Regions from separate parts of the Mus musculus genome. Here all the other regions are linked to region 1. The links are chromatin loops, found by intact Hi-C in ENCODE. Cell type or tissue: left cerebral cortex. All regions are shown on one strand.

Region 1 (8,000 bases):
AATTTGGGGTCTTAAAAAAAATCAATAGCCGGGGACCATAATTCACTCCCACAAAGTCAGATTCCTGGTAAATAAATAAATAAGTTGTACCATTCATGTGTCCCAAGTGACTCCACCAAACGATGGGATGGGGTCAGACTTTGAGGTTTTCTGTGTTCAAATGCGATTGCGATATTGATCAACCCGTTTTGATTCAGTCTTTCCAGGGTCTGAATGGCACCTCTGCTGTGTGTCACTTCTCGGAGACCAATTTGCCGGAGCCTCCAGAACGTTTCCACTCTCCTCAAGAGCCCCCCCCCCCCCGCAGCCTGCCTGTGGGTGGTGGGATGGCTTGATTAAGAGAGAATAGGTAAGACGGTGCGCATCTGTAATCCTGCCTTCCGCGGCTGAGGTCAGGTCAGCTTGGATGAGACCCTGACTAAAAGAATAGAAAGCTCTCCTATGAGAGCAACCGTCCCTCCCTCATTCTTTCCAATATCTCTTTTGGGACAGGGACAGATCAGGAGGTGCTGTGGTGGTAGGTAATTTTTAAGGAGAGTTCTTCAGGGCAAAGGTTGTTTCGTACTAGGGTGGGACTGAAGACAAGGCTTCCTACCTACCAGTAAACGGTCAAGGTGAACCCAAAGAAAGTAGGCTTAGTGGCAGAAGCTCAAGCCTGTGAGTGTGGGGGAAGGTGGGGAAAGAGTTAACCTGTCTTTTACCCCTTTACCCACCCCTGCCATCTGGAGCTACATCCTTGCCCCGAACTGAGTCTCCCACTTGGCCTGCTGCCTGGCTACATCCATAGATACAGAGAGCCCAGAAGCCTGTTCCCCTTAGAACCAATCACGCTTAGGGTCCTGCTGGGAGGCGGCTTAGAGATGCATCTCCGGTGATGCCGAAATGGCTGCAGGACAGACTGTTCCAAGATCCAACCGGTATGTCCGAAATCCAGGGCACAGTTCCCCGACTGTTACAACCCCAGGTGAGGGCCGAAGGGCCCAGAGACAAGATATACAACTAAAGTTAGGGTTTGGAGTACTGCGCGGGAAATAGAGAGAGGTCACTTGATGCCCAAGCGCCACCTCTGACCCTGCCCAAACCAGAGAACGTACATTCTCCTGGCCAGGCCATAGTATGAGCAAAACAGCCCCACGCAGCAGCTGAAGTTGCAACAGCCGCTAGCTAGGGCTGAGCTCGGTCCCGCTGTAAAGCAGATCATTTCACCATCCCCTACCCTCAGCCGCCTGAGGCTCCGACTCCCGCACTCGGGGACACACGCATACACACACCTCCTTGCGATCGCTGACGCACGCACACTCGCCGGGAGCACAAAACAGGCCGGGGCCCTAGAGAGTTGAGGGGTGGAGATGCGCGCGATGGAGCGCGGGGACACCTTGCGTCTCCTGGTAGGGAGCCAAGGTCGCTTGTAACTTCCCCTTTCGCCCTACGCACCCCAACTGGCCTCTAAGTCCCAGTTCCAAGCGCACACCAAAGCCTCGGCGCTCTGGACGCTCCAGCCCGGCCCTCGAGCACTCGTCGCTCAGCGCCCAAAGCAGCTTACACGCACCCAGCATCCAGGGTTAAGAAGAGGAGCGAAGGGTCCTGGAGGCGAGCCCTAGGAGAGAGAGGCAGTTCCCAGGCGCGGAGAAAACCAAGAATCCAAAGTCTAATTAAAGTTCCCACTCACGGGGGCTGGTCCCCAAAGTATCGCCAGACCCAAGCACCGCATGCCCCAACAGCACCTGCAGCTTAGGACTCTGAACCACGTCTAGTGGCGGGGTTTGCGCTCAGAACAGTCCCGGCATCATCCTGGGATTTCCAGGGACAACCCTTCGGGTGAACTATCAACATAGAGAGGGAACAGGGCGCAGCCACTTACCTGGCACAGCCAGCGCTCTCCAGGCCACGGGTTCCTCCAGTCCGGCGGGGTTCTCGGCGGCGGGAGAATCTTCCCTCCGGAGCTCTTGGGAAGCAAGAAGGATCTCCGCCCCAGTTCGGGCCAGGCTGCGTCTTTTTCCCGGTGTAGTCCAAGGTGCGGGGAGTGGGCGATCGGCGTAGAGTCGGCGACCGGAGCGCGCGGGAGAGGTTGCGGCGGCGTGCTCCTATTGGATCTTCTGCACCGGGTGCGTCCCCCTGTCTCTGCCGCCACCGCCCGGTCCTGTCTCTTCCCCGCGGTGCCACCGGATCCGGCTCACGCGCCGGGAAGGCTCCCAGCGAAGTGCGAGCGAAGCCTCCGGCAAGGCTGGAAATAGCGCCGCGCCCGCCCGGCGCCCCGCCCCCAGTCCGGGCCCCGCCCCACGGTGGAAAGAGGCGATCCCGGTGGCAGGGCAGAGATGGGGGAAATCTCTTCCCCGATCGCTCAGCCCTCTCGGGAGCTCACGGGCGCCACGCCCACGCGCGCTCTGCGGCTTCAGCAGCCCCACTGGCCGCGCGCTCTGTGGGAGCTGCCGCTGGGCGCGGTCGGGAGGCAGCGGGGGGGTGGGGCGGTATTGGCGCGGGCTGCGCCCAGCTCGGGGATCCCCGAGTGCTGGACTCTGGTCTGCCGCTTGACTCCACTCCGCAGCTTCTTAGCTGCCACTGCCCCAGTGGCGACACTGAGTAACCCTGCGCTGACCTAGGGAAAAAGAGAAGGCGCTAGCAAGCAGGGTCTTGGACCCAAAGCTGAGCGGCCGCGGGGCTTGCAAAGGAATTGGTGCGCAGAAAAATTCAGGTAGGTTCCCAGACTACAGTACGCGTGGAATTTGGACAAGGCCTGTCTCTTGTTGGCACTCACCACTAAATTTCTGGGTCTCAGTTAACCACAAGTGCCCAGTGAGCCGGATTCTCACTTAAGAACTTCATCCTTAAGCGTCGGTCTGGCACCAGCTTGAGGGCTGAAGCAAGCAACCTCTCCCCTCCCTCCAAACCCAGAATAAATGAGTGGGGAAACCTCCTACCCACAGCCACACAGTACAAGTGTAGAACCGGGACTCGGTTCCAGGGCTGTGGATTCAAATCTTGATTTTTCCAGAGAAGAGAAGCCCCGACCTGCAGGGGGCAATCAGACACTAGAAGGGAAGGCTGGGTGCGCATCTAGCAACCATTCTCAGCGGTGCCAACCAGTAAACAAGCCTGGTCTTGAAGGGACATACAGAATAAAATTAAACAAAACAAAACAAAACAAAACTGAAAAGAAGCTTCCAGTAAAACAGAGCGGTGGCTGTGGCCTCTCCCCTCCCTGAGTGGACTGGTTGGTTGGTTGATTGGTTGGTTGGTTGACCCAGCTCCATCCCAGATGGGTGATGAAGCTAAAGACTGAGGTGGATCTGTGGCCTTTGAGTGACCAGATAAGGGTGTGGCAGCCCTGATAAGGAGCAGAGATACTAACACTAGAGATGTGGAGGGCAAGGGAGCCTCTAACACTAGCAAGCTTGAAAGGCCTGAGTGGTAGTTGGGCTTCTTTAATGACTGCTGTGAACTCAGAGTATCCAAGGATCCTCTTCAGGGCAAGTGAGTTGGCAGTCAAGCATATGGTAGCCTTCCCTTCCATTGTTTTTGTTTTGTTTCTGTTTTTGAGATAGGTTCTCTCTGTGTAGCCCAGGCTAACCATGAACACATGATCTTCCTTTCTCAGCCTCCAAGTGCTTGGGTTACAGGCATGTAACACAACACCCAGCTACCTTTTATCCCTTTTTAGTTTTGCAACAATGAAGTATGTGCTACAAGATGCCACTAAGGTGCTACTGTCAACAATTCTGGGTGGGGGTGGGGGTGGGGTTGGTGGAGCTGGGGTTGGCCCAGGTATCCCGGTTTCAAAGTGGAATGCCAGAGAGCTCAAGATGGTCTGAGGCTCCGGCTGTGCTGTGACCTCTACAGCTCCTCTGGCTGTACAAGCTACTCGTGGGAAGGAAGGTGCAAGTATATGTCCCCTTAGTCAAGTTCAGTTGAACATAATGGATTTGAGGGACAGGAGTGGAGAGTCGGGAGGATTGGGGCAGTAAAAACCCCAAGCTATAGCCAAACACTGTCAGAGCAGAGTAGAAAAGATAGAAACAAAGAAGGGGATGGGTAAAAAGTTACCTGCCTTCCAGCCAGCTGGTCCCCGTGCCTTTGTGGCTCCTCCACCTCCAAAGGGCCACACCACCCAGAGTCCTGGCCGCAGCTCCACTGAGCAGTTACCAGTGTGGTTCACATCTGCAGCTAGGCCTGAGCTATCACAGGGATTTGGTCTCAGGAGCCTGATGGTCAAGAGAACCTCTTGAGCGGTGTGCACCCTTTGGAGGGTAAGTACACACACACACACACACACACACACACACACACACACACACACACACACACCTATTCATGTCGACCCTCATGCACATGTTTGTACACACTGGCCAGTGGGGAGATGATGGAAACCTCCATCCTCAGCCCAGTGTCTTTGGACAGCAAGTGCCTTCATAGAAGAAGTTTATACAGCTTTATTCCCTAGAGCCAGTCCACACAGGCTTCCCTAGGACTGGAAAGCACAGTCGGTCAGTCCGGCCATGGTAGCTGCCCTGTGTGTGGCAATCCTCCTGGGGAGGGTGGTTTTTCCATTAGCTTCTCCAACTGTACTTATTAGCACTTATTTGCATCTAATATCCAGGCAGATACTGAGAGGAATCAACACTGCTCCATGCCTTTGACACTCCCCGAATTTTTGGCTTTTTTTTCCTCACCCCTAGTTCCTTCTTATTTGCAGAGGCCCTTGGAGGAAATCCCCAGAGGAGACCTGGGGTCCCTGGCAGGGACAAGCATGAGTTTTCCTCTGGAGATTTGCTAAGGGCTGCAGTGCCCTTTTTTGAAAGTCAGGCTCAGCCTCTGCAGCGCGGGAGGTGGAGACACACTGCAAAGCCCAGGCATGAAGCTCTGTGCGCGCTTGCGGGTTTTGATATGTGTGTCTCCACCAAAAGATTTGTGGCAAACACATCTCTTTGCATCCCAACTAAGGTACAAAGCCACTTTCATTGGATGGCCTGGTGAGTTCACAGTCTCAGCTCCCAGAGCTGCTGTGGAAGAGGTCCAGAGCCTCGCAACGAAAGGGAGGAGTGGGAGGGCCTTTACCTATGGGCAAACTCCTTGCTCCAGTTCTGAGTTGACATCTTGCTTCCCACAGCTACCCTGTCTGCCAGTGGGGAGTCCTGTCTTCCTTTGCCTAGAACTGAAGGTGATAAAGCTAGGAGGCCAGGACTGATAAGTCTCACTGTGTTTATAAATTCATAGGTAAAACTGAGTGTTGAGTCCTAAATTTTATGCTGTAAGAAGAAAAGGGGCAAGTGCTAGGGATATGGCTCAGTGGTAGAGTCCCTGCCTAGAATCCCCCAGTGAGGGGCTGGGGGCGTGGCTCAGTGGTAGAGCCCCTGCCTAGAATCCTCCAGTGAGGGGCTGGAGGTGTAGCTCAGTGGTAGAGCCCCTGCCTAGAATCCTCCAGTGAGAGGCTGGGGGTGTGGCTCAGTGGTAGAGCCCCTGCCTAGAATCTTCCAGTGAGGGGCTGGGGGCGTGGCTCAGTGGTAGACCACCTGCCTAGAATCCCCCAGTGAGGGGCTGGGGGTGTGGCTCAGTGGTAGAGCCCCTGCCTAGAATTCCCCAGTGAGGGGCTGGAGGTGTGGCTCAGTGGTAGAGCCCTTGCCTAGAATCCCCCAGTGAGGGGCTGGGGGCGTGGCTCTGTGGTAGAGCCCTTGCCTAGAATCCCCCAGTGAGGGGCTGGGGGCATGGTTCAGTGGTAGAGCCCGTGCCTAGAATCCCCCAGTGAGGGGCTGGGGTGTGGCTTAGTAGCAGAGCACCCCAGTGAGAGAAAGGTTTGATTCAACAGTCTAGTGCTTCTAGAATTTATCAGTGAGGAGCTAGGGGTGTGGCCTTGGAGTAGAGCATTTACATAACATGCACAGGTTTTTGGGTTTGATCTCCAGGACAGCAAAATTAATTGTAGTAAAACTATGTGCTGAGGTTGGTAGCCCAGGCATATAATCCCAGCCCTCAGAAGGTTGCAAGTTCAAAGCCATCATGGACTATGAGTCCAGTTCTGGGCCAGCTTGGGCTACTTAATGAGGCTTTATATTAAAAATCAAGTAACAAGCCAGGTGGCAGTAGCACAAACCTTTAATTCCAGCACTCGGGAGGCAGAGGCAGGCAGATCTCTTTGAATTTTAGGTCAGCCTGTTCTACAAAGTGAGTTCCAGGACAGCCATGGTTTTTAATCAAGAGAAACCATGTCTCAAAAAGCAAAACAAAACAATGTGTGTGTGTGTGTGTGTGTGTGTGTGTGTGTGTGTGTGTGTGTATGAAGTAATAACAACAAATCAGAAAAGAAACAGAAATCAGTACTGGACTGCCAAATGGCTTAGGTTCTTTTTCCTGCTCCTGGTGACCCATGGAAGAAAGAAGAGAAAAATGGGAACCCAACCGGAGTATTGTTATGGTTCTTCTGGTGCTAGTGTGAGCTGGGTGGTCTCCAAAACCTCTTTTACTCCTTCCCATTTCCTGATTCCAAAGGCATGGGGGACAGTAGGCCCTGCCTGTGGAGTGAAGGTCATGAGTGCATATTGGACACAAGTGTACTAGAATTGTGTGCTGTGGCTGACCTGCCCTAAGCCACCCGAGGCCAGACCTCAGGGCATGGACTATCTCTGCCTCAAGCATGTGGCCCTTTTGTGGCGCCTTTGATGACTTCCATGTTCCCCTAATGTGAGCTCAGTGGGCAAATGGCCAGGGATAATGAGCCAGGCGACTCTTCCTTGGCAACACGACTGAGGTCGCCAGCTGCATCGTCTGAACTGCTAGCATGGACACCTAGCCATAGCCTTCTCTTCACAAACCTTGTCCTCCCTAATAACTGAGAGTAAGTTTGGGCCCAGGCCCTTGACGTCTGTTTAAGGCCTAAGTTGTGGACCCTTGATTGAGAGCCCCTTCTAGGAAGAAAGCTCAGAACTAAGTCTCTTAGCCACCTTATTGGGTTAAGTATTTATCCCAGGTCGTTTCCCACCATTTCCCTTGATTTCTGTCACCCTTAGGTATGCAAGGAGTTGGGGGTGTTACGCTGTGTCCCTCATGTTGCCTTGCCTGGAGTTCCCAGTGTTAGAAGACCAGTGAGTCCCTTGTGTTAGTGTTGGTAGTGGACGGGGAGCAACCCCATGCCCCATGTGCCAGGTACCCTTTGGCCTCATGCATAGAGTCCATCACAACAGTGAGGACAGACACTAGGGCTGGCCTGATCCATTACAGCAGGATGTGGGTGGCAGCCCCTTGCATCTGAATGGACGAATTAGGAGGCAGATCAGGCCCAAAGGTTCCACCACCTCCCTAAACAGTGCCACTAGCTGGAAACCAAGTGTTCAAACATGGGAGTCTGTGGAGGGACATTTTATAGTCGAACCTTAGCACCCATATACCTGTTCTGATTTCTGAAACTTCTCCATCATTCTGGGCATAACAATAGATGCTCTTTGTGGAGCCAGAAGGAAAGCAGAAGGACCAGCTACCTTGAGGAGGCAGCCCTCTGGGTTTCTAGGAAAGGATACATTCTTAGACATGGCAAACATTGCCATGACAGCCTTGACCCCCTTCTCCCTCAGTTTAAAAGGAGCATGTTGACCCTATAGCCCAACAAGGATCTAGGCCTCATATCTAGCCTCTCTATTTAAAATAGGCTCAAAGCCAGCTGGCTCCTTTATTGAGGGCTTGCCAAGTTCAAATTTATTTTGATGCTTAATGCTTTAAAAACAACCAAAAAAAAATTGCTGTGTAGCCTAGGTTAGCTTTGAACCTGTTATCTTCCCGACCCAGCCTCCCAAGTGCTGGCCACCTGCCTGGCTCAATGCCTCTTACTTTAACAAATAATACCACCACTGGGGCTGGTTAGATGGCTCAGTCTGTAGAATCATGTGCTGCATATGATCTTGTACCCCACGATGGGAAGAAAGAAATGACGTATGAAAGCTATCCTCGCACCTCTACACGTGTGCCAAGGTGCACACAAGTAAGTGAACACACACACACACAAGTATATAAACAAA
Region 2 (8,000 bases), 350 kb after region 1:
ATGTTCTGTGCATGTATGGTGTGTGTGACACCTGTGGCCTATGTCAGTATGACATATATAAGTTCTGTGCGGGGATACGGTTAAGTGTCTGTGTGACATCCATGGGCTATGTCTGTGTGGTACATATGCTCTGGCGGGTGGGAACACATGTTTGGGTGAGTATTGTAATTATCTGAGCTATGTCTGTGTGGTTGTGTGCTCCATGTGTGCGTAGCATGTATCAGTGTGTGGTGTGACACATGGGTCGTATCTGTGTGGTATGTGTATTTTGTGCATGTGATGTGTTGTATGGCACTTGTGGCATGCGTTACTCTATGCTGTGTGATGTCTCTGGACCGTGACTATATGATGTAGCTGCAGTACACTTGAGGGGTTTTGTGTGCAAGGCATGTCCGTGACCTTGTAGGAGCAGCTGTCTCATCAGAGGCCCCGTGAGTACTGAGCTGTGCTGAGTCTGGGCTGCACAAGGAGCTTCAGGCCTCCGTAACTATGAGAAACAGAGAGAACCTGGGTTCCCTTTCGTGGATGACTAGTCTCCAAGGCCTTGTGAGGGGCCATCTCAGGACCCTGATCCCCACATTCTCCTTCCCTGCAGATGTGTAATAGACTCAGGGCAGAGAAAAGTAGGGATATGATCCCTTTTCTTGTGGCCAGCTGGGAATCTGGGTGCACACAGGGAGGGATGGAGAGGCTGACTGCAGACCCACCATGGCCGAGCCCACACTTCTCAACTTGCCCTGGAGGATGACTTAAACCAGATGTTAACTCAGAGCCCAAGGAGTCCACCCAGGCTCCACGTCCATCCCCAGCCCCTGAGCCACAGGAGTCAACTCCCTTCTCTATCCTGGTTTCCCACGAGGTAGACTGTGTCCCGGATGCCAGAGTGGGTCCAGTGGCATGCTATGCACACGGCACTCTAAGCCAGAGCCCCATGGCAATGTGGCTTAGGTTATTCCTACCTGGCTGACCCCAGTCCTGGCTACAGAAGCAACCCACATTCTTAAAGAAGCCAGAAGACTGCAAGAGGGATGGCCAAAGCCATGGCCAAGGCCAGGGTGTGGGATGCTGGCTTCAGAATTAATAGCCAGACATGGTGGTATATGCCTGTGATCCCAGCTAATCTGGAACTGAGGAAGATTACATACCCAGGGCCTGTTTGGGCAGTTTAGTGAAATCTTGCCTCAATCTTACTCAAAAAAGTAAAAGGGGAGCTAGGGGGTGTGGCTCAGTGATAGAGCCCAGCCTAGAATCCCCCAGTGAGGGGCTGGGGGCATCACTCAGTGGTAGAGCCCCTGCCTAGGATCCTTTAGTGAGGGGCTGGGCTGTGGTTCAGTGGTAGAGTACCAGCCTAGAATCCCCCAGTGAGGGGCTGGGATGTGGCTCAGTGGTAGAGTACCAGCCTAGAATCCCTCAGAGGTAGAATACTTGCTTAGCATATATGATACATTAAGTTCAATCCCAGGACAGTAAAACAAAACAAAGAAACAAAAAAACCACGAGTTGCTGCAGTCGGACCTTCTGCACTACCCATTGACCTCCGGGCCTGCTGTTCACACAGTTGTCTGTGTAATCTTTCACTCAGTCTGACTTGCTGTCTCTTTGCCCCTGATAGTTTCCCTTGGGGAGGGAAGGCAAAATCTAGACAGGGCAAAGGGGTCTCTGCAATGGGTCAGAACTTTGCCCAGGACCAATATGCCTAGGGATGAAGCTCAAAGCTATCGGGATTATGAGAGAGAGCATCGTCACAGGGCTCTGGAGTCAGGCCCATGTGAACACCCGCTCTCGTCTTTCCTGTTTATGCCCCTCTCTAAACCTGTGTCCCCACTTGCCGTGTGTTCCTCACCAAATGCTCACCCACATCTTCCATATTAGCAGACAGTCCCTCACACCTCTCCCCTGTTCCTCTCCCTGGCTCTTCCTCCTCTGCCTCTCTTCTTCCTCTCCTGGAAGGGGAAGTTTCTCTTTGCTGGAGCCTGAGCCGTTGTCCCTCCCTGTAGTAGATGACCATGGACTTGAGACAAAAAGTGGCTGAGCCCAGCTAGGAGCTTCAGAATTTTCCAGGGAGCAGAGGGCATCTCCTCTCAGGAGTCAGGTAAGGGTCACATGGCGTGTGTTGTCCCACAGTCTCAGGTCTCTAGAGTTCTTAAGTTGCCACCTGAGTGGGTCAGAAGAATGGGTTCCTGGTATCCCCAGTAGATCTACCAGCAGACAGTGTGCAGGAGTCCCCCAAGTAGAACAGGACGAGTGTGCAGGGCAGGAGTGGACACATCTGTGGCCCCCTAGCTGAGTCACAGGGGGTACAATCCAGGGAGCACACTGGAGACCTCTAAGTCCCCCCTCTCTCATTCCCAGTCCAAGCTGCTGGGTCTCAGGTTGGTGGTTGTGGGGAGGACTTGCAGCAGGAAGGAGCCTCTGGATGAGAAAGTGCCTCCCCATCCTGGGGGCTTGAGGCCTGGCCCTAATGTTGGCTGTATGACATCTCCCACTACACCCTATTTCAACCAGACCATGCTGAGAATGAGGCTGTGAGCCCCAGAGTCCAAGCACAAAAGTTTGGCACTACTAGGTGGCTTTGGGGACATTGGAGACAAAGCAGAAAGCACCCTGAGGCTGGAGCCCCCAAAGCCCCAGTCTCAGCCTCTTGAAAGGCCTTTTAAATCTTTCATGCATAGCATCCCTGGGCCCTGGAGCTCCAAGGGGCCTGCATGCAGAGCCTCCACTGTATGTGTCAGCCCCTAGTTTGGAGGAAAGGAAAGAGACTGGGAGTACAGGGACAGATAGCCTCCCACCCTCCCTTCTTCTCAAAGCCTGGTCCAGAGCCAGGGAACAGTCCCTCACCCACCCCAGAGACCAGGGCAAGGATTGGTGGAAAGACCAATAGGTTCAGGGGTCACCATGTGTGGCCAGGTCACAGGTCAAAGATCTGCTGACAGTAGACTGGAAGATATTGATCTACAGGGGGGAGGTGACAGACCTCTGACCCCTGCCAAGGACTGTGGGCAAGGCTGGTGGTCAGCAAGCTGGATTCCACGCAGCCTCCCATGGCCCCATGTCTCTCAACAGCAGGCACAAAAGACGGTGATACAAATGATTTCATTGTCACCCTTGAACTGATGTACCAGCATGCGGGCCAGGGGACAGCAGGGACCAGAGGTCATGTGCTCTAGCTTCTCAAGCTCTCACAGGTTTGAGACAACTGAAGAATCGAAGGAACTGAGAAGCCCTGCCTTGCTGGGCCTGTTGGCACATGCCTTTAATCTGAGCACCTGAGAGGAAGAGGCAAGTCGATGTTTATGAGTTCGAAGCCAGCATGTTCTACGTAGTGAGTTCCAGACCAGCTAAGGGTTACATGGAGAGACCCTGTCCAAAAAAAAAAAAAAGGAAAAGGAGGAGGAGGAGGAGGAGGAGGAGGAGGAGGAGGAGGAGGAGGAGGAGGAGGAGGAGGACTCCAGCAGGGACCAAGGTGTCTTTAAGGCAGCAGCAAGCTGAGGGTTGAGTTGCTCAGCTTCAGGCTGCCTCCGTGGCTCTCCCAACCCTCACAGTGACCGTAGCATCCACCTCGGTTCTCAGTCCAGTTCACTTCTCTAGACTGCAGGAGGAATTTCTGCTCCTCAACCCCAGACAGCTGCAGAAGGCAAACCTGGAGAATACACCCTGCTCTGACAGGCCCAGTCACGGCTGGACACTGTAGCTGCCCCTCAGTCCTCCCGCCAGTCCAGAGGGGGCAGAAGAGACAGGTAGGAAGAGCCTCCCTCCCCAGATAAATTCACCTGGAGGGTCTTTCTCCACCTACCTACAAGAGCCTAGGAAGAGAGAATGTGAATGTATATGAGTGAATGTGTGCATGTGTTCTTTGTGTGTGTATGTGAGTGTGTGTGTGTGTTATTTATGCATGTGTGTGTGTTAGTGTGCATCAATGCATGTGTGTGCATATATATTTGTATGCTCACATATGTATTTGTGTGCGCATATGCATACGGGTGCATTTACTTGTACTGGCATGTGTTTGGGTCCTTTCCAAGTTTGGAATGGCCCCCTTCGAGGCTCTGACTAGAAGAAACACTGTAGTTGTTCCTTGCAATGGCTTGGCCCCAACTTAGGAACTTACCAGTCCCTGTAGTCCTGGCCTTGGCCAGCGCTTCTAGAGCTAAGGGCTACTGACCAGTGTTTGCCAGCTGGCAACATGGTCAGAGGGCAGCTCTGTCCCTTGGGAAGACATGTGGTAGCCCCTGGCTCAAAGCAGACCCAGGCTGGAGGTCACCAACACTAAGGCAAAAGCACACGTGAGTCCTCTTGGGTCTGCAGCTTCAATATAACCAGTGCCTGGCTAGGATTTCCTCCTGGCAGTGACACCTACCGGGCATGTCAGGTACTGCGGACTGAACTCCCTTTACGGGAACACGGTCCCACCCTTCAGTGTACAAGAGTTGAAGTTTGTCTGGTGGTGCTCCCAGAAGCCTCTGGGGTTCCTTCAGGTCCTTTTGGAGCCCCCCACCCCCACCCAAACACACACTAGAGGCGTACGGCTCCTTAACCTCTCTCCTTTAAAGCGGGGCATTGGTTTAATGCTTTTCAAAGACATTTCTCTAAAAGTGTCTTAAAATCTCTTGGCTAGCTTTAGCTGTGCACGTCTCCATAAAACCTCTCCGTCTGAATGATGAGATGGAGTTTAATGCGTTTACAAGTCTGCTGTCCCTTAAAATGTTTATGAAGTCACTTAAAGGATGTCACATATGCCCAATGCAGGGGAGAGCTGATATAAATATCTCGTGGAGATCAAAAGAGCCTAGGAGAGTCCAGATCACCCCTAAGCTGAATGATTTCCACGGCCCAAACTTGGGAATCTCCCAGTAGCAGTGTTGCCTAGCAAGGGGTGGGGATGGGGTCCTAATAGCAAGATATCCCAACTGCCAACTAGCTCCTCTCCTAGATGGGACAGCACCTTGAAGATCTGGTGCTCCTTGAGTGAGGCATCTCCTTTTCTTTATCATGAAGTTTTCTGACTCCTGCATGTCCCCAGAGTCATAGGTAGTGGAGCTAAGGGATACTGACCAGTGCCTGCCAAGTTGCGGTGTGTGCCTGAAATCACTAAATACAACTTGCTGAAGGTAAACCACAAGTAACGGGGCCATAAAGCGAGGCAGCTTTGCAGTGGTCTGTGGCTTTGCAGCTCGGGCCTCAGGCTGTCTCCAAATTCTAGCCCAGACAGGCCATAAGAAGTTTGCCCATGAAATTTTCTACAGGGAATGGGTGAAAGCTAAGCTAAGGCCCAAACCTTTGTCCTGCCATGGCCAGATGAGCTCAGGAAGGAGAGAGTCAGCCTTGTACAAAATACCCTACTCAATTCATTCATTCATTCGTTAGCTCGTTCCCTCATTCATTCATCTGTTACTATGCACTAACACTGAACTAGATTGTACGAGCTAGGCTCTGCCTCAGTGAAGAAAGCAGGGTGTTCAGCTCATGGGATGGTGTGGGCAATGGGAGAGATGAGCAATACAAATAGGTAAGAATCAGGCCTGGTGGCACAAGCCTGTAATCCCATCTACTTGAGAGGCTGAAACGGGAGGGTCACGAGCTTTAGGATAGTGTAGACTATAGAGTGAGTTCAAGGCCACCCTCGACAGTCTGGTGAGACCTTGTGTCACGAAACAAAAAGTACAAAAGGGGTTGGGTTGTGGCTCACCGGTAGAGTGCTTTCTCAGGATCCAATAGCAAAGAGCTGTAATGTAGCCTGGTACAATGTAGCCTGGTGGTAGAGCACTTGCCTAGCACGGATGTAGGTCTCCAGTTCAATACTTCAGTGCTAAAAGAATAAAATAAAATATAATTAAGCAAAATATCTAGAGTTTCCAATGCCAATCAAAGGGAGATGCAAGACAGGCTGAGGAGAAAGAGCTGAGATGGGGGTGCGCTGTTCAAAGGAAAGGTCGGAGCAAGTCTCATTCTTAAGAGAGGGAGAGGATGGGCTCTGGGAATTTATGAGAGAAGACCAAGAGAACAGCAAGGATAGAGATCCTGAGACAGGATGGAGCGACTTAAGGAGTGGTGTGGCTGGTGCCAAGTGGGTGAAGGGGTGACAGTGAGGTTTCTGGGTCACTGATATAGTTGAGTCTCTGGGCTTATTAAATTGCACGCAGCAGAGGTTTGAGAGCTGAGACAGGCCACCCCTGTCCTGCCTAGGGGAGACCCCGCCATATAACCGAGGTATCTGTCTAGGGTTTCAGTCACTTCTCAGCCTGCAGAGGTATTAGGGCTGGGTCCCGTGTGACCCTCGGGCCGTGGCATCCTCGCTTTGCAGTCTCTCCCAGTTCTAGGCACGACCGGCACACCAGCCAGAATGTTCCAGCTTTTTTGTAGAGGGGCTGCCTCCCGAGGGGGACCTAGTGAGAAGAAAGCAATGTGGCTCAAAGCTCTGTCTTCCTAGCCACCGAACGCAGCTACCAAGTCCCGCTGGAGCCTGGGTGGGGTCTGGGAATCTGATTGTCAATGTAGACCTGTGTGGGGACAAGGGTGGGGTGTAAGTACATAATCTTCCCCCTTCATTGAGGTCGGCAGGTGGGGGTGCACAGGATGGGGTGCTCATCCAGAGGTGCTGCAGAAGCCCTTCTGCCCCACGTCTGAGGCAGGACCCCAGGAGCCTCAGCCAGGGTTTGTGTGGGCAGGAGCAGGGTAGCTTCTATATTGTGTCCTTGTGGATAAGACGCCAACAGCCCATCTTAACAGTGTCCTAGACACTGGGACAGACTCAGAAGTGCCCTCTACCTGTGAGAGTGGGAATGACTGAGGGATAAGTGGCTCTCGATATTTGGCGGAAGGGGGTGGGGGGGCGGGCGGAACTTTTGTACTCCCGTGGGCTCCTGGTGACACCTAGTGGCTAGTATTTTCAGAATCGTCTACCGCCGTTTCCCAAACTTGCTTTTCGCTCCTGCCCAAGGTCTCCACCCACAGACTTGTTCTCACGGCCCCCCTCCTCCCGCACTCGGTCTCTGGGGCATCTGCTTCCACGTGCTCACTCTCACACCCGCTCATGGTTCATCCCCATCCCCCCCCCCCCACACACACACACACTCACTGACAGCTCATGGGGCCCACAGCAGGGTGTCCACAGGCCCTCTGGGCAGAAGGTCTTTCCCGGCACCCAACCGAGCTAGCAGACCCCCTCCACTCCCAGTCAGGTGTGCCTGCCCAGGGGCACTCTTTGTAACTCTCTAGTGCATCTAGAGAGGTTGGCCTAGAAAGGACCCATGGCTATCTTGGACTCTGGTCCCATATCCTCCCAACCGGGGCTCTCCTGCTGGTAAAACCAAACCCACAGTAGGGACAAGACAAGGCCAAGAAGATACTCAAGGCCAGGTAGGGAAGAGGCTGCCAGCTGACCAGAAGCTTAGAAGGACTCAGCCCCAGAGCAGGCTGCAGAGCTGACAGCCCCTTTCCTAACTCAGATCAGGCTCAGAAGCCACAGGTCCACATTAGCCAAGACTCAGCCTCCTTCTGAGCCCCAGCCAGGTTGTCTGCGTCACTGAGAGGAGCGGAGGAACTGGGGGAAAGGCCCGGGTAGGCAACAGTGCCCAGAGCCCTGCCAACTGAAGTATGGGGCATGCATGGCCAAGTTGCATGGGGCCATGCCAGGGGCCCAAAGCTTCAAGTCCAGCTGACCTAAAGGGTCTCATGTAGACATGACACCCAAAGAAGAAGGTGCCTGTCACGTGGTCCCTCTCTCAGATGGAAGCATCAAAGCCGGAGCCTGCAGCCGCATGCTGCAGCCGAGGTGAGGGAGTGGGTCCTGCATCTCAGCTTGTGAGGGGAAATTCTACTTCCTGTACCTTCCATGGACCCAGGCAACCCTCAGCACTGCACAGCCAGGCCTGCCAATGTGGAGGGCAGTCACAGCCTTTTCTTACCCCTCCACATATTTGGATTAAGGCTGCTGTTTCCTGTTGGGTATTTTCAGATAGAGAGATCCCACAACCATAATCTACCTGAAGAACTACGGGGGA
Region 3 (8,000 bases), 98 kb after region 1:
CCAGCACAACATGGGCAATGCAATAAAGAGGGAAGAAATAAAAAGTGGACCTCCAGTCCCTCCACACTGATTCAGCTCATTTTAAGAAATAAAAGTAATTATCACCTGTGCCACCCGGCCGGCCGGCTCTGTACATGGAGAGGAAAACAATTTCAGAACTTTATTTCCTATATTGAATGTCGATAATTGGATGTATTTATAAGTCTCGCTGGAAGAAAGCAGCTTGTGATTTCAAGACAAGAAAACAGTCTTCCAAACACCGAAAAACAATATATTCCCCATTTTCACACACACACAAAGAGCTTGTTTCTCCGAGGTGTTGAAGGGGCTGCCGGAATGATTTGCTTTTCTGAAGCTCTCGTTCCATTTCTCATCTGGAATTGCCTCGTAGACCCTGGCAAAGCACCCAGCAGGGACCACTTCATCTGACACAGTGACGGGGGCTTCCCAGGGAAGGCCCCCTCAGCTGCTCCCTGCCTCTTTTCTGCAGGAAGATGGATGCCCAGATGAACTGGGCTAGGAAAGGAGGGCAAGAGGGTTCGGGATGTGATGGAGGGCCTTCCTGGGGCTGATAGTGTGGCCCTGGAGAACATTGCAGGCCACGTTGACCCTAGAAACAGGGAAGCTAAGGTTAGCCCAGCCATTATCACAATGGCCCTCTAGTACCATGACAGGACAGCCACCTCAGTATGTGCAGTGGTTTGAAGGAGAAATGCTCTCTATAGACACATGCCTGGCCACTTGGTAAAGGTGCTGTTTTGGGAGATGGCTGAACCTTTGGAGTGTGGCCTAGTTCACAGAAGCAGGTCTCTTGGGGGGATGGGAGGGGGAAATGTTTGAAGGTGAAGCTCTGGCCTGAGCTTTCTGCTTCCTGATCCACTAATATGTTAGGAGCTGCAGCCCTGTGCTCCTGCTGCTGTAGATGGAGCCATCCTGGGAATCATGCAATTCCTGCTGTGATGGACTATGGCCCCTTGCTCTAGTTTTGTTTCTGATGCTCTGATGGGTACTCTGGCGGAAAGCAACTTAGTGGAGAAAGGGGCCTATTTCTGTTAATGATTTTCTAGGTTGCAATCCACAGCTTTGGGGAAGTCAAGGCAAGAACGTCACACAGCTAGTGACATCATATTCACAGTCAAGGGCAGAGAGGCATGAATGCACGCATGCTCACATGCTCGTCTGCCTGTGCTCAGTTCTCTGTCTCATATAGGTCAGGACCACCTGCCTAGGGGATGGAGCCACCTACAGTGGACTGGTTGCTCCCACATCAATAAACTTAATTCAGATAATCCCTTACTGTGAGGCATAACTCAACTTAAAGTACCTCCTTGAGACTCTCCAAGCAATTCTGGGTGTGTCAAGTTGACAACTCAAGAGAACCATCACAGCCTCTAGGAACATGGGCCCCAATTAACTGTTCCTCTTTTAAATTACTCCTGTCAGGTTTGGGGCCACAGCGACAGGTAAAGTAACTAATATATCATGTCCTGTCTGTTGCATGCCTTCCTGTCCCACCTGGGAGAAATGAGTATGGAATACATCCTCCTGTCCCCTACGTGGCCGCACATGCCCCATTTTGACATGAGTCAATGTGAGTCAAAGACCTAGTGGTCAGCGACGTCCACTGAGCTGTAGGGGAGTGGTGACTTAGGCAGTGGGGGTGGGTAGGACAGGGTAAGGTGATCTAACACAGTGCCACAGGGAGAAGGGAGGACCTTGGCTAGGATGGCATTCCTTCAGGGGTAGCAAGGACAGCGGACTTCTGGAGAGTAATATTGCATTGGAACCTGGGCTAATGAAGCAGGTACCTCTCGGCCACCTGTAGGCCATCACGAGGCCAGAGCTTGTCTCAGAGGGGACCCGTGACCTTGGAGGTGAGGCACAGTGTGAGGCATGAGCGCACTGCCCGGCTCACTTCCTCAGCTGATTTACACACTCCCACGCCGACTCTCTAAAATCAATCTTTCCCCAATTGCCTCCTGGCTCTCAGCAGCGTCTGGGTCTGCCCTGCATGAGTAACTCAAAAAAAAAAAAAAAAAAAAAAAAAAAAAAAAAAAGGGTTCTCCCACACCCTGAGCAGCTTCTCCTGGAGTCCCTGCCAGCGCCTCTGATGGGCAGGAACAGGGGAGGAGGATCCTCTGCCTCAGCCTTTGATGCGGAGTTGTGATACGTGGCAGGGCCATGATGGAGTCTGATAGAGAGCAGCGAGGGATGTGGTCAGGCTTGCTGGAGAGGGTCTTGAGCAAGAGTGGGGGAGGGGCCGGTCCTGCTGGAGCCTCTGATGGGGAGGGGCGGGGAGAGGCAGCAGGTGTCTGACACAGAAAAAAACCGACTGTCAGAGCAGACCCTGCCTCGAGGCCCACTGTGCAGATGGGCCTGGGTGGGCAGGAGCCGTGGGTAGTGCTTCCCGGTTAACACTACAGAAAGAGTGCTCCGTTCAATGGCTGGGTGTTCTCTGCCTCTCTTCTGTAAATATTTAGGATAATTACTTCTTTTACACATTAATAAGCATTAAGCTGGCAGTTGGTTTAATTTTGACATATTTTATGTCAAAAGAAGTGGGGCTGTGATTAGCTGGGGGCAGGCTTTCCTACTACAAACCTGCTCCTCCTCTGCTATTTTTAAAAAGGCGTCCCTTATTAGGGAGTCGAGACTCTTTAGCTGAAGATGGAGCTAATGCACTCTGTGTGTGTGTGTGTGTCCAAGTTCTCAAGAGTCTGTGTGAGGTCAGGCATGTTGCTTACCCTTCTGGACCTTAGTCTCCTCCTCTGTAAGATGGTGCTAAGACAGCACCTGCCTTCCTCATGGGGCTTTTGTGAGACCACTGTGAGCAGTGGTGCTAACATCTGCAAAGCACTTGAACCAGTGTCTTTAAGTGCTGAGAGTAAGGAGGGCAGTGCCTGCCTTCTGATGCTCATTTCTCTGTAGGACTCTCCTCTATCACCAGGGCTCAGCTCTGCTATTCCCCACCTCATCCTCCCCTCCCCTGCTCTGCCCCTGCCCCTGCTTCTCTTTCTTCAGCTCCTCCATCTTGCACTTGAGGAGGTTTGGACTAGAGCCTATTAGATTTAACTCTCCAACTTATATACAAGACCCTGAAGGCCTTGCTTATCTCTCAGCCAGAGACTTTCTCCCCAGACTCCCTTTCCTGAATGCTGGAGGCTTCTATTACTCCAGTTGTCCCAGCTCTCCATCATCTTTGGCCCTCCTCCCCATGGTTTCTTTTTTCTTTTTTCTTTACCATATGAATAAATATTTATTTATTTATTTTTTAAAATTAAAAAATTTTTATTAGATATTTTCTTCATTTACATTTCAAATGCTATCCCAAGAGTCCTCTATGCGCCCCCCCCCCCCGCTCCCCTACCAACCCACTCCCACTTCTTGGCCCTGGCGTTCTCCTGTACTGGGGCATATAAAGTTTGCAAGACCAAGGGGCCTCTATTCCCAATGATACAGAAGTGGATCCCCATGGTTTCTTTATTCTTGTATGTTCTTCTCGCGGGTGGGCGGCAACATACACACAAGGTCAGGGGCTAACCTAGAATCAATTGATCTCCTGTCTCAGGACACTTCTTCCCAAGAGGGAAAGCCTTCTGGGTTGCTGCTCAAGTTCCTTCTAGTTTCTTGTGGGAATCTGAGATGCTTAATCAGCTGCAGGACTCCTCCACTTAAGGGTGTGAAGTCCGGAGCTGGAGTGGGAGGGACTGAAGCCACCACGCCCATTAAAAATCCCGCCCTGGCCCCGCCCCGTCCTCCTCAGAGGAACCCTAGCTGGTTCAGCTGACGCTGCACTCCACGTGACGCTAGCGCCGAGTGAACATGGCGTCCACTGTGCGGTGAGTGCTGAGCTTGTCCCTTGCCCTGCCTGCGGCCCGCGTAGAGGTGGCCTGCCTCGGTATTCCTAGCTGAACAGTGGGTGACAGCCTCCGAGCTCTGACTGGAGTTGCTCTGTGGCCGCGGGCTGCGGGCTGCGCGCTTCTTCTCTGGGGCACCGGAACCGAGAGCCGGGCTGGGCGAGTGGTACCTGCAGAGCCCCTGCATGCTTGCGGCTGCCCACTGGCCCTCGTGGGGCGGGGGAGGGTGGCTTCCCTGGAGTCCCGAGTGTGGCAGCCTCACCGTAAGTGGCCGAAGTGGGAGCTTCACAAATCTGTTCACTGCCACGCCCCTCCGATGAGGTGGCCAGCCTGGTCTGGGCGCCAGGTTCCCAGGCGCTTCCTCAAAAGTGAGGGAAAGTGTGAGTAGTATTTGGAGTGGCCGTGGAATATCCGTTAATCAGGCCAGCACTTTCCTGATTCTTTCCTGGCCCAAACGTCAGCTCCTCTGAGACACCTTCCCTTAATTATCTGATCAATTCTATACTGCCTGACTTTCTGTATGTCAGTTGTCTCCTCACTAGCTCCGATGCAGGCTCCATGCAGGCCTCAGTAGCCCAGTGTATTGCTCCGCTTAGACTTGCCATAATTCTGTATGATTAAAGGGTCAGTGGTTCGGCTGGGAGGAAGTTTGGACAGATGGGCTCTATTCAGTGTCACGGAAGGACAGCTGATCAAAGGTTAAGAGATAAAGACTGAGAGAGTAGGGTACATCCCTGAACTAGTAGGTTTGGTGCTAGTGACTTCTCCAGACTTTGTCCTGGGGGAGCAAGAAGGATTGTCATCTGGAATCTGCTTTTTAAGAATTTTAGACAGGGTCTCACTATGTAGCGCATGCTGGCCTTGGGACTCAGATTCTTCCTGCTTTGCCCTTCAGAGTGCTGACAATCCAGGCACGATGGCACTACACCCTGCTTGAGATCTGTTATGTTTTGCTTTGCTTTGTTTGAAGACAGGGTTCCTCTGTGTAGCCCTGGCTGTCCTGGAAGTCACTCTGTAGATCAGGCTGGCCTCGAATTTGGAGATCCACCTGCCTCTGCCTCCCAAGTGCTGGGATTAAAGGGGTGTGTCACTACTACTTGGCTTTTTTTTTTTTTTTTAGGTATTTTCCTCATTTACCACTTGGCTTCTTAAAGAGTTCCCCCCCCCCAACCCCCACCCCCGATAGCATGAGCTGTGGTTTCAGCGGAAGAGGGTGTGGACCTGGTGGTAGGGGATGTTAGGAAGGGTAGGGGTAGAAGAGTGCAGTTCTCCACAGACTGAGTTCAGAACTGAGGCGAGTATGGTAAAAACTAGTGGAGCAAATGCATCTCTCCATATACAACGAGGGCAGTGGAAACAGTGCCATCTTAGTTAGCTTCCAAGGTTGGAAGAGCTTGGGACATAGCAATCATGTAGTGACTACCAGCGGTTTTCTAGGAACAACACTGGGCCATGAAAGCTAATGGACAGGTGGGATCTGTCATCGAACTCTGTGCCATCTAACTCTGTCATCTAACTCTGATCTTGGTCTGTGCCAATACGAGGCATGCGTTTTAGGATCATGGGATGATCTTTGCACTCGGTGATCTTTGGGTGAACTTGGAACACTGAGACACACTTAAGTTGGAGCGTCCTGATAGGTCTCCAGGAGGCCAGGACCAGAACTGTGAACCCAGCCTTTGCCCCTCCGTTAAGAAGCACAGTGAGCAGTAAGTGTGGGCAGGCATCTGTCTGTGAGGTATCATCTGTCCTTCTGGGCGGGCCAGGTGGTCACAGGCAGGTCCAGCAGCTGTGTTTGGGTTTGAGACTCCAGGCTGGCTCAAGGCTTGCTTCTTTCCGGAAGATTCTCCGTCTGGGATAGGAACTAGTCAGATCCTCAAAGGAAGCCTCTTGAAGCCAAACTGATCCTTTTATAATTGAAAAGTGCCACAGATCTCGAGGAGGCATACTTATTAAGAAAGCTGACAGACATGGGAGTTTCCACAGTTGGCCAGGGCCTCCTTGGGAAGAGACTTCTCAGAAGTGTTGAGCCTGAGTTAGGTCCTGTAAGGCCTTAAGGGGACAAGATTGAAGGATGTTCTGTAGAAAGCTTGGCTCCCTGCTGCTACATTCATGTGACATATCGGCATGTCAGTTGTCTCCCCTGTTTGAGAAGTGCCAGGGTTGTAACTCAGGACTTGCCGTGCCAAGCCAAGTATTCTACCACTAAACTATATTCCCAGCTTTTTTTTTTCCCCCAGACAGGGACTATATAGGTCTTGAACTTATGATCCTTCTGCATAAGCCCCCAGGGTAATGGGATTACAGGCTTATACCATCATGTCTGACTAAGAATGTCTGGTATAATAAGCCTCAGCTCATAGCCAAGGACTTCCAAGGAATCTGAGTTGGTTTCCTACAGAGTCCTAGTAATTCCTGGGAGCAGGAGGCTCGTGAGAATCTCAAGTGTACCCCCATATGAATTGGGGAGCAGTAGAAGCCCTAGGTAGCATCACAAACTCACAATGAGATACTCTCCCAATTCTATGCACTGGTGGGAGCCATGCATTGAGTTGTCTATGTACAGAGGCTGAACGCTCTAGGCTATAGCTGGACCTGTCTGCATTTGTTGCCCTTTGTTCTCCTTGTCCTGGAGCTTGCTCAGCTGATGGCCCTGGGATGCTCTTGTCTTCTAACATGATTAAAAGAATGTTCACAGTCTTGCAGGTCCAGCCCAGATAGATAGGCCTCCCATTGAAGGGTTTCTGCTCAAACCCCCAGAGAACCTCAATTTATGTTAGTAGCACACATCTCCCCATCTTGAATAGCTGAGGGCTTGGTTTCTGTCATTCCTTTCCTGTACTCTCTAGAGCCTATGGAGCTATTTGGTTTGTATCCCTGGGGCCACCAACCTGATGTGAAATGGTGCCATTCAACCGAAAGAGATGTTTACCATATGAATTACTGCAGCATCCTGCTCTGCACTCTTGGGAGATGGCAATGGCCAAAGGAGGGGAGCTGTGGATAGGAAGGAGCACAGAATTCCAAAGGGTAGGATGATGAGCGGATTCTCATTCATCTGAGCGGCAATCCAGTAGCTGCTGCACCCCCCCCCCCCCCCCCCCAGGGACCATCACAGGAGCTGCCCTGGGTGCGTGTGTGATGAGCTACCTGCCGTGCTGGGATAAGCATGCTGAACACAAAAATGTTGTCAGGGTCAAAAGCTGTCACACCCTTATGTGAGCCTTGTGCTTCTGAGCAAAGTCCCCATGCTTGCTCCAGAAAAAACGGGTGAGTCTGTGGAAGCCAGGCTGGCCCAGATGCCCTTTGGCCTCTTTGGTTCATCCCTAGGCTTGGTCTTCTCTGTACTCAGTCCTGTCTTTGTTCCTAGGTGTGTGTGCTTGTTCTCCGGTCCTTCTCAGGAGAGAGGGAAGCAGCTATGTGGCACTTGTCCCCTGCCCAAAGCCCCTCCAGTCCGGGATATCTTCCTGTAGTTATGTAGCCAGTGGCTACCGAACATCTCAATGCCTGGTCATTCTTGTCTGGCCTCTTCCTCTGGGAGCTTATCCGTGTGGCTTTACATGGTAGCACAGGGATCTTGTTATAGTCTGTGCCATGGAGCTTTTGAGTATTGGTGAGGCCTATATGCTTGTCTTAGTCTATTTTCTGATGCTATAACTAAATACCCAAGACAGGTGCCTTACAAAGAAAATGATTTTGACTCACAGTTCTGGAAGCTATGTCAGCCGACAGCATCTGATGAGAACCTCATTTTGATGTTAGAACTTGGAGGATAACATTGCATTGAAGGAATGCGTATGAAAGGGATGTGTAGCTTTGCATAAAAGAGAGGTGCCATGGCAAGACGGCCACCTTGTGACAACTCACTGCCTCAGTAACTGTAACAGTCCGTGGGACCTAACTTGTTCCCTTGAGACGGCATTAATTCCTAATCATCTCCCAGAAAGCCCCTGACCTTTTAAAGGTCCACGACCAATGTTAAGTGGAGACCAAGCCTCTTCATGAACCTTGATGACAGACAAGGCAACAACCTCCTTTAATGCCATTTATTTATTAGCTCGGTATATCCAAAGGATTGCAATTGTGTAGCCCAGGCTGGCCTCTCAGTTTCGATCCTCCTGCCTCAGCCTCCCAAGTGCTAGG

The links. Hi-C counts contacts between places; a loop is a spot of excess contacts. Peaks named below come from ENCODE experiments on the same cell type or tissue, not always from the same donor. Only the 100,000 strongest peaks of a DNase experiment are listed, where the experiment ranks them.
Region 2: a loop joins it to region 1, with 2.6 times the contacts of the local background. A loop is called at or near these places in 2 of 42 quality-filtered maps.
Region 3: it touches region 1 in a loop (4-fold over the local background); 2 of 42 quality-filtered maps call a loop at or near these places.

Annotation. Positions count from the first base shown.
Region 1 is chr7:34,810,485-34,818,484 of GRCm38, forward strand. Chst8 (carbohydrate sulfotransferase 8) reads right to left here and starts at 2,227. Exons shown (of 4, transcript NM_175140.4): 1 at 1,862-2,227. It overlaps Gm38987 (a long non-coding RNA gene), which reads left to right and starts at 2,224. Exons shown (of 3, transcript XR_881950.3): 1 at 2,224-2,692. In left cerebral cortex, a CTCF peak has its summit at 3,014 (motif pointing right); DNase peaks (open chromatin) are centred at 906, 1,286, 1,761, 2,247 and 2 more places; H3K4me3 peaks cover 2,664 bases; H3K27ac peaks cover 1,808 bases.
Region 2 is chr7:35,165,236-35,173,235 of GRCm38, forward strand. It overlaps Gm38988 (a long non-coding RNA gene), which reads right to left. Exons shown (of 4, transcript XR_003946743.1): 3 at 5,687-5,806. Among named protein-coding and RNA genes, the nearest start is that of Gm35889, 11 kb to the left of the region's middle. In left cerebral cortex, CTCF peaks have their summits at 4,364 and 6,890 (motif pointing left); DNase peaks (open chromatin) are centred at 4,350 and 6,783.
Region 3 is chr7:34,908,616-34,916,615 of GRCm38, forward strand. It overlaps Pepd (peptidase D), which reads left to right and starts at 3,792. Exons shown (of 15, transcript NM_008820.2): 1 at 3,792-3,839. The coding sequence starts at 3,823. In left cerebral cortex, no CTCF peak of the experiment used is centred here; DNase peaks (open chromatin) are centred at 2,074, 2,360 and 3,784; H3K4me3 peaks cover 1,174 bases; H3K27ac peaks cover 446 bases.